Regions from separate parts of the Homo sapiens genome. Here region 1 is linked to region 2. Evidence: chromatin contacts called from ENCODE Hi-C data. All regions are on one chromosome and are shown on one strand. Each heading gives the region's core, a stretch centred on a gene start or an enhancer-like site at or near the end of the contact. The rest is flanking DNA. Distances are from core to core; before and after follow the strand shown.

The links. A loop is a pair of places that touch in the nucleus more often than their neighbours do. Pooled maps may share reads with other maps.
Region 1: a loop to region 2 is called in a pooled map, with 10 times the contacts of the local background. The contact joins the promoter of TTF2 here to the promoter of NRAS in region 2. A Hi-C loop is called at or near these places in 5 of 50 pooled maps.

Annotation. Positions count from the first base shown.
Region 1 is chr1:117,058,692-117,062,104 of GRCh38, reverse strand. It overlaps TTF2 (transcription termination factor 2), which reads right to left and starts at 1,779. Exons shown (of 23, transcript NM_003594.4): 1 at 1,731-1,779; 2 at 1,548-1,650. The coding sequence starts at 1,758. It overlaps CD101-AS1 (CD101 antisense RNA 1), which reads left to right and starts at 2,615. Exons shown (of 4, transcript NR_110786.1): 1 at 2,615-2,732. RefSeq lists an enhancer at 2,079-2,238 and a silencer at 2,659-2,708.
Region 2 is chr1:114,714,618-114,718,020 of GRCh38, reverse strand. It overlaps NRAS (NRAS proto-oncogene, GTPase), which reads left to right and starts at 1,250. Exons shown (of 7, transcript NM_002524.5): 1 at 1,250-1,363; 2 at 1,844-1,971. The coding sequence starts at 1,861. It overlaps CSDE1 (cold shock domain containing E1), which reads left to right. Exons shown (of 20, transcript NM_001007553.3): 20 at 1-1,105. RefSeq lists enhancers at 1,245-1,444, 1,455-1,554.

The DNA of each region.
Region 1 (3,413 bases), core at 530-3,029, 2.3 Mb before region 2:
GAATGACATAATTAGGGCTGGCTGTGAGGCCCTGTATGAATTTTCCCCAGGCTCTTCCCTTCATCCTTTCCCTCTAACAAGCTGAGAGCTGTCACTTAGTGTTATTCACACGCCTACCTCTAACAATACGCCCTATATGCTTCTTGTTTTGTGTAAGTTTTTAATCACTCCCTTCCAACTTATTATGAAAAAATTTAAATATATATAACATTTGAGAGTAAACAGGTTTGAGTGAAGGTTTAAAGTACTCTCCTAAACCTGTGGCACTTTTTTTGGCCTGTATATTGGTTATCAGATATAGTCCAAATAAATCAAGTTTATCAAATAATTGTCTTCAAATACCACTGTGCTAGTTTGTATAGCAAAGCATTTGTGTAGATGGGATCCTAAATAAGAGTGTTTCTCTTAATGTAAAACCAAATCTTATGCCACCATTAATGTTGAATTCCTGCAAAGGTAAAAATGCTTCTATCTCACAAAACTTGACCTGGGTACTATATCTGAGAGGCTCAGTGTAAATCATCTAACTCATGAAACAGAAACATGGGAAGTTAGTATACATGTTGAAAGGGCACTTTTCTAATACTGATATCCATTATGTACTCTACATCTGACACGGAGAAAAATAACTTTTCTCTACCAAGTTTTGCTGAATAGAGAGCAGGAGATGTTTAATGATGTGATGATAGTTTTAAAATTCACATAGAAAATGTAGACACTTGGTACTGTGAAAACATTAACACTTGACAAACTATTAACTTTCCTCACTTTAGAGAAGATGCTTAACATTTCTGACTCTCTCCTCCCACCTCAGCCTCACGAGTAGCTGGGACTACAGGCGTGTGATACCATGCCTAGACAATTTTTTTTAATTTTTCGTAGAGACGGGATTTCACCATGTTGCCCAGGCTGGTTTCGAACCCCTGGGCTCAAGCGATTCGCTCGCCTTCGCCTCCCAAAGTGCTGGGATTACAGGCGTCACACACCGCGCCAGGCCCTCCGTTGTTTCTTCCAGCGCTAATTTCTTTGAATTATCAATTTCACCATTTAGATGCAGAGAATCCTACTTAAAAATAAGAAGGCTAACAACTAATCACTAGAGTGTTTTAAGCTCAAACATTTAAAAAAAACCGTCGGGCCTAAAACTAGTGCAAAACAGGGACAAATTATTTTCCACTATGTCTGCTGTGTGTCCTTACTCCTTTAAAGGGGGAGGGACTGTCTGGGCAGGAGAAGGGAGTGGTTAAGGCCTGTCAAGTGAATAGAAACCCAGAGCTGGAAAACACCGGATCCTCAATTTTACAGGTAGGGGAACCATCGGCCCAGAGAGGGGGGTAACCAGCCTCGGGTCACACAGCCAGAATTAGCTGGGCGTCTTCCGAACACGCCACGCTGCCCTGGGATCACCAATTGCTTAAAGGGTCCTGACACCGCAAACTAGGGCCCCACCACTCCTCGGCCCTGTGACGCCCGACAGCGGGGAGCGGGAAGCTCCTCTCGGGAGGCCCCGGGCAGCCACAGGGAGTGGGGCCCAGCTCCAGACCTACTCGGTGGCCCGCACGAAGCTGCACGTGTCTGCCCGGCACACGTAGAAGCTCTTTCCTTTATTCGGGCCATCGCGGACGCCGGTCTTAAGAAAGCAGAAAGTCCCTGAAGAGAGAAGAAAGTGAACAACGATTACGCCACGCTAAATCAACAGGCCCCGGGACGCTGAGACCCTAGCCCCTTACCGTGCTCTGGACACCTAACTTCTTCCATTTCGCTGGGTCCCCCAAGTTCCACAAAGCCCCGCCCCCAATTCTGCTTCCGCCTTTTACTCCGCCCTCTTTGTTCAGGAACCAACCATCACTCAGCTCTTGCAGTCTTAATCCCTCCCATAATTCTCCGCCCTTGGCCTTCACCCGTCCTAGCCGCTATCAGCCAATCATATAGGAACTTCGCTCACCTCCAACCAATCACAGCTGCCCTCAGGTATGGCGCGCGCCGAAATCAAATACGGAGCCAGGGGGCGTAAAGGACCCGGCTTTTGCAGGCTGGGGCGTGGCTGAGGCTGGGGAGAAGCTTAGAAGGTGGCGGGGCTTCTGGAGGAAAAGAAGCTTCGATTTGCAGGTCTTGGAAGACGGAAGGGCAACTCTTGTTTACGTTTAAAACCGAGAGGCGGCCCTAGGGGTAGCGCCAGTTAGCAGGCGCTGAAAGGCCCTGGCTTCGTGGGTGTCTCTGAGCCAGGCTGGCGCTCGTGCGCGCTGGGCTCCGCGCTCAGTCGCTGGGGTGGGAGGCCAGGGGAAGCCGCCGCTGCAGGCCGAGCCGCGAGATTTGCAGTGCAGGAGCCGAAGCGGCGGGCATGGTGGGAGGTCCTTGGAAGCTGCTGCGGGGAACTGAAACGGCTCTGATAGGCAGGCACAAAGACTTCTCTAGGACCCCCTACAATGCTTTACGTTTGCCTCGTGCTTTAGATTTCACAAAGTGCTTACACATAACACGACCCTCCTCACTCGACCTGGTGAGATGGGTAGCATTTTGTGGAAGATTCCGAGACTCAAGTTTGAGAGACTCACCCAAGGTCAGAGTTGGCGAGTGGGCGGTCCGTGGACAGGTGCGCAGGTCTCAGCGCCATTTGGCCCGCGCTGCTGCTTCCTGTGTGTACTGGATGTTCTCTAGGCTCGCCCAGCGTGGAAGCCCCGAGTTACCAGCCGCAACGTGGAAACCACAGAAGGGGAAATAGATGACTTTTGGTGAAGGCGAATTTTACTTTATCATTTTGTATTGTCAAACTTTTTTTTACTATTATGCTTTTGTAATTTTAAAAATCGAAGACGAGGTTAAATAGAAGAAAGGGGACAGTTCCCTTCTATTTAACTTCATCCTCGATTTTTAAAATTTGAAGTTGTAATCAAAACTATTAGTAAACAGAGAGGAATAGATATTAGATTTATTGCAATAGAAATAGTTTCATATTGCAGCTATTGAGGACCATATGTCCCAGACATATGGTGTGGCACCTGCACTGTTCTTATGGGGGCCGTAGAACAGAAAATCTGTAATGTCTAGGAAATCTGGGCGATGTGATAAATGTACATGTTATGGGGATCCGGAGGAAGGGAGACAAACCTGAGGTATCATTTATTAATTAAACAGTACTTACTAAATAGCTTTTTTGTGCCCGTTGTGGACTAGGTGCTTGAGAAATGTAAAATTCATTCATTCACACACACAAAGTTTGAAACAACTATTCTAAGCACAAGGAACTTACTCAGTATTTTGAGGAGACTGAACTAGTACATGTTGAACACTTAAATAACAATATAAAATAGTATTTAAATGTCAAAATGAATGGAGTTAGCAGTAACTCTCTAGGACTAGAGAAAAATGGAATTTCCAAAGTGAAGTTCCTTTATACATAACTACCCTTCCGA
Region 2 (3,403 bases), core at 1-2,500:
GTTATGTTTAAAAAAATAAATAAATTTAAGAAAACCATTTTAAATAATGCACAGTTGCAGCCTGGAAAAACTTAAGGTGGCGCCTTATAGTATCAATTTTAGGAGCTTTATTTGGTGCATTTAACGCAACTGGTAATTGCAGAATCCACTTTGCCTGTGTAAGTGAAAAATATAGACTGTTATCTTGTTGGCCCTATGAAATTCTGCACTTTTCATTATATACTCTACCTTCATTAATTACTTCTGGCAAGATGTTCTGCCTTAGCACTCAGTTGCATTCTTTTCCTTTTTCTTCCTGTTCATTATGCTTTAATTCTGAGGACCATATGAGGGTAGAATATATTATCTTTTAAAAATTACAAAAATTTGTATAGGCAAACCATTTCTTAAAGTTGATGGCCAAATTTTAAAATGTTATTTTTCATATCATTTATAATCTTGTCACAATCCACTTAAAGAAGTTTGGTTATATTTCAGTGAAAATTTTCTTCCAGAGTAGGTTTTTTTTCGTGGGTTGGGGGGTAACTTTACTACAATTAGTAAGTATGGTGCAGAATTTCATGCAAATGAGGAGTGCCAGCAGTGTGATAATTTAAACATATTTAAACAAAAACAAAAAAAATGAATGCACAAACTTGCTGCTGCTTAGATCACTGCAGCTTCTAGGACCCGGTTTCTTTTACTGATTTAAAAACAAAACAAAAAAAAATAAAAAAGTTGTGCCTGAAATGAATCTTGTTTTTTTTTATAAGTAGCCGCCTGGTTACTGTGTCCTGTAAAATACAGACACTTGACCCTTGGTGTAGCTTCTGTTCAACTTTATATCACGGGAATGGATGGGTCTGATTTCTTGGCCCTCTTCTTGAATTGGCCATATACAGGGTCCCTGGCCAGTGGACTGAAGGCTTTGTCTAAGATGACAAGGGTCAGCTCAGGGGATGTGGGGGAGGGCGGTTTTATCTTCCCCCTTGTCGTTTGAGGTTTTGATCTCTGGGTAAAGAGGCCGTTTATCTTTGTAAACACGAAACATTTTTGCTTTCTCCAGTTTTCTGTTAATGGCGAAAGAATGGAAGCGAATAAAGTTTTACTGATTTTTGAGACACTAGCACCTAGCGCTTTCATTATTGAAACGTCCCGTGTGGGAGGGGCGGGTCTGGGTGCGGCCTGCCGCATGACTCGTGGTTCGGAGGCCCACGTGGCCGGGGCGGGGACTCAGGCGCCTGGGGCGCCGACTGATTACGTAGCGGGCGGGGCCGGAAGTGCCGCTCCTTGGTGGGGGCTGTTCATGGCGGTTCCGGGGTCTCCAACATTTTTCCCGGCTGTGGTCCTAAATCTGTCCAAAGCAGAGGCAGTGGAGCTTGAGGTAAGTTTATCTCATGCATAGTGTTCGGCTTTGGGCTGTGGAATGTTCAGGCGTTTCACTGATGCCAGAAATGGAGCAGAATCTATCAGCTGGAGACAAAGGCCTTGGGCGGGGGTCCTTCCATTTGGTGCCTACGTGGGGAGATCTTTGGAGACAGAAGGGAGAATGGGAAGGAGTTGCGGCCTGGAGGCTTCCTGCTAGAGCTGAGAAGCCTTCGGGGAGTAATAGGAAGGGGGATTTCCATTGCTTAGGCTGAGGGCGGGGCCCAAGGACTGTTGAAAAATAGCTAAGGATGGGGGTTGCTAGAAAACTACTCCAGAAGTGTGAGGCCGATATTAATCCGGTGTTTTTGCGTTCTCTAGTCACTTTAAGAACCAAATGGAAGGTCACACTAGGGTTTTCATTTCCATTGATTATAGAAAGCTTTAAAGTACTGTAGATGTGGCTCGCCAATTAACCCTGATTACTGGTTTCCAACAGGTTCTTGCTGGTGTGAAATGACTGAGTACAAACTGGTGGTGGTTGGAGCAGGTGGTGTTGGGAAAAGCGCACTGACAATCCAGCTAATCCAGAACCACTTTGTAGATGAATATGATCCCACCATAGAGGTGAGGCCCAGTGGTAGCCCGCTGACCTGATCCTGTCTCTCACTTGTCGGATCATCTTTACCCATATTCTGTATTAAAGGAATAAGAGGAGAGAAAGTAAAAAGTTATTTTGGGTATACATTCAGTTATGCAATAAGCTTAACGTGTTTATAGAGAACAGTTCATTTTTATTAGCTGCTGAAGTTTCTAAAACCTGTCCAGTTTTTAACAGTTCTGTAAACTATTGCAAACTCAGTGTTGAGTTCATTCATGAGTTTCTTCATATATAACAGCTCTATTACATGAGAAACACAGGCCATAGTAGCGAGACTGTCTGATTGTATGGGAGATAATAGGATGGAGATAAAGGATTCAGAGATGAGTGTTCTTCAATATTTATTTATTAGCTAGTTGAAGCAGCTGAGACCAGATGATTGGAGTAGCAAGAACTTGAGATTTTTAGTCTTTATGCCTAGGATTTTGGTCCCTGTTTGCAGTTTATTTAGTTGTGTGATATTGAGCAACTGAATCTCTCCCAACCTCATTTTCCTCATGTTTTAAATTACCATAAACTTGTCCTGCCTACCACACAGGGATGTTATGGAAAGTTAAATAATATATTTAAGTTATTTATGAATGGTAAAGCACTATGTAATAGTACTTAGGGATTCTATTGTTATTATGAGAGTTCATGGTACAGATTGTCTTCAGTAAGTGGCACCTAAGGCTCTTTAAATAAAGGGTTTTGCCGGACACGGTGGCTCACGCCTGTAATCCCAGCACTTTGGGAGGCTGAGGCAGGCGGATCACAAGGTCAGGAGTTCAAGACCAGCCTGATCAACATGGTGAAACCCCGTCTCTACTAAAAATACAAAAATTAGCTGGGTGTGGTGGCAGGCACCTGTAATCCCAGCTACTCAGGAGGCTGAGGCAGGAGAATCGCTTGAACCAGAGGCAGAGGGTGCAGTGAGCCGAGATCACACCACAGACCTCCAGCCTGGGCAACAGAGCGAGACTTCGTCTCAAAAAATAAATAAATAGATAAATAAATAAAGGGTTTTGTAATTTTGTTCAGTTTAGAAATGCCTAACTTTAGAGATTATTTTAATCAACACCTGGCCTCCCTACCATCTGGCTACTCGTGTTTAATTGATGAAAACTAACTCTAATGTAGCCACTATAAAAAATTGGTTGCTAACCCTTGGCAAAATCTTTATTTTGAGCTTAACAGCTTTAATATTTTACATGAAATGTTTAATATTTTAATTAAATATTTTTAAATGTTTGATTTATTGAGCAATTTACATAAGTAAAATACATAAATTTTATGTCTACAGCCCAGTGCTTTTTGCGTTTCTATATAGTCATGTAGCTACCACCCAGATAACAGTATAGAGCACTTCCAGTACTCCAGAGAGTTCTCCAAGTGTGATGACATTAAAATACAAGTAAA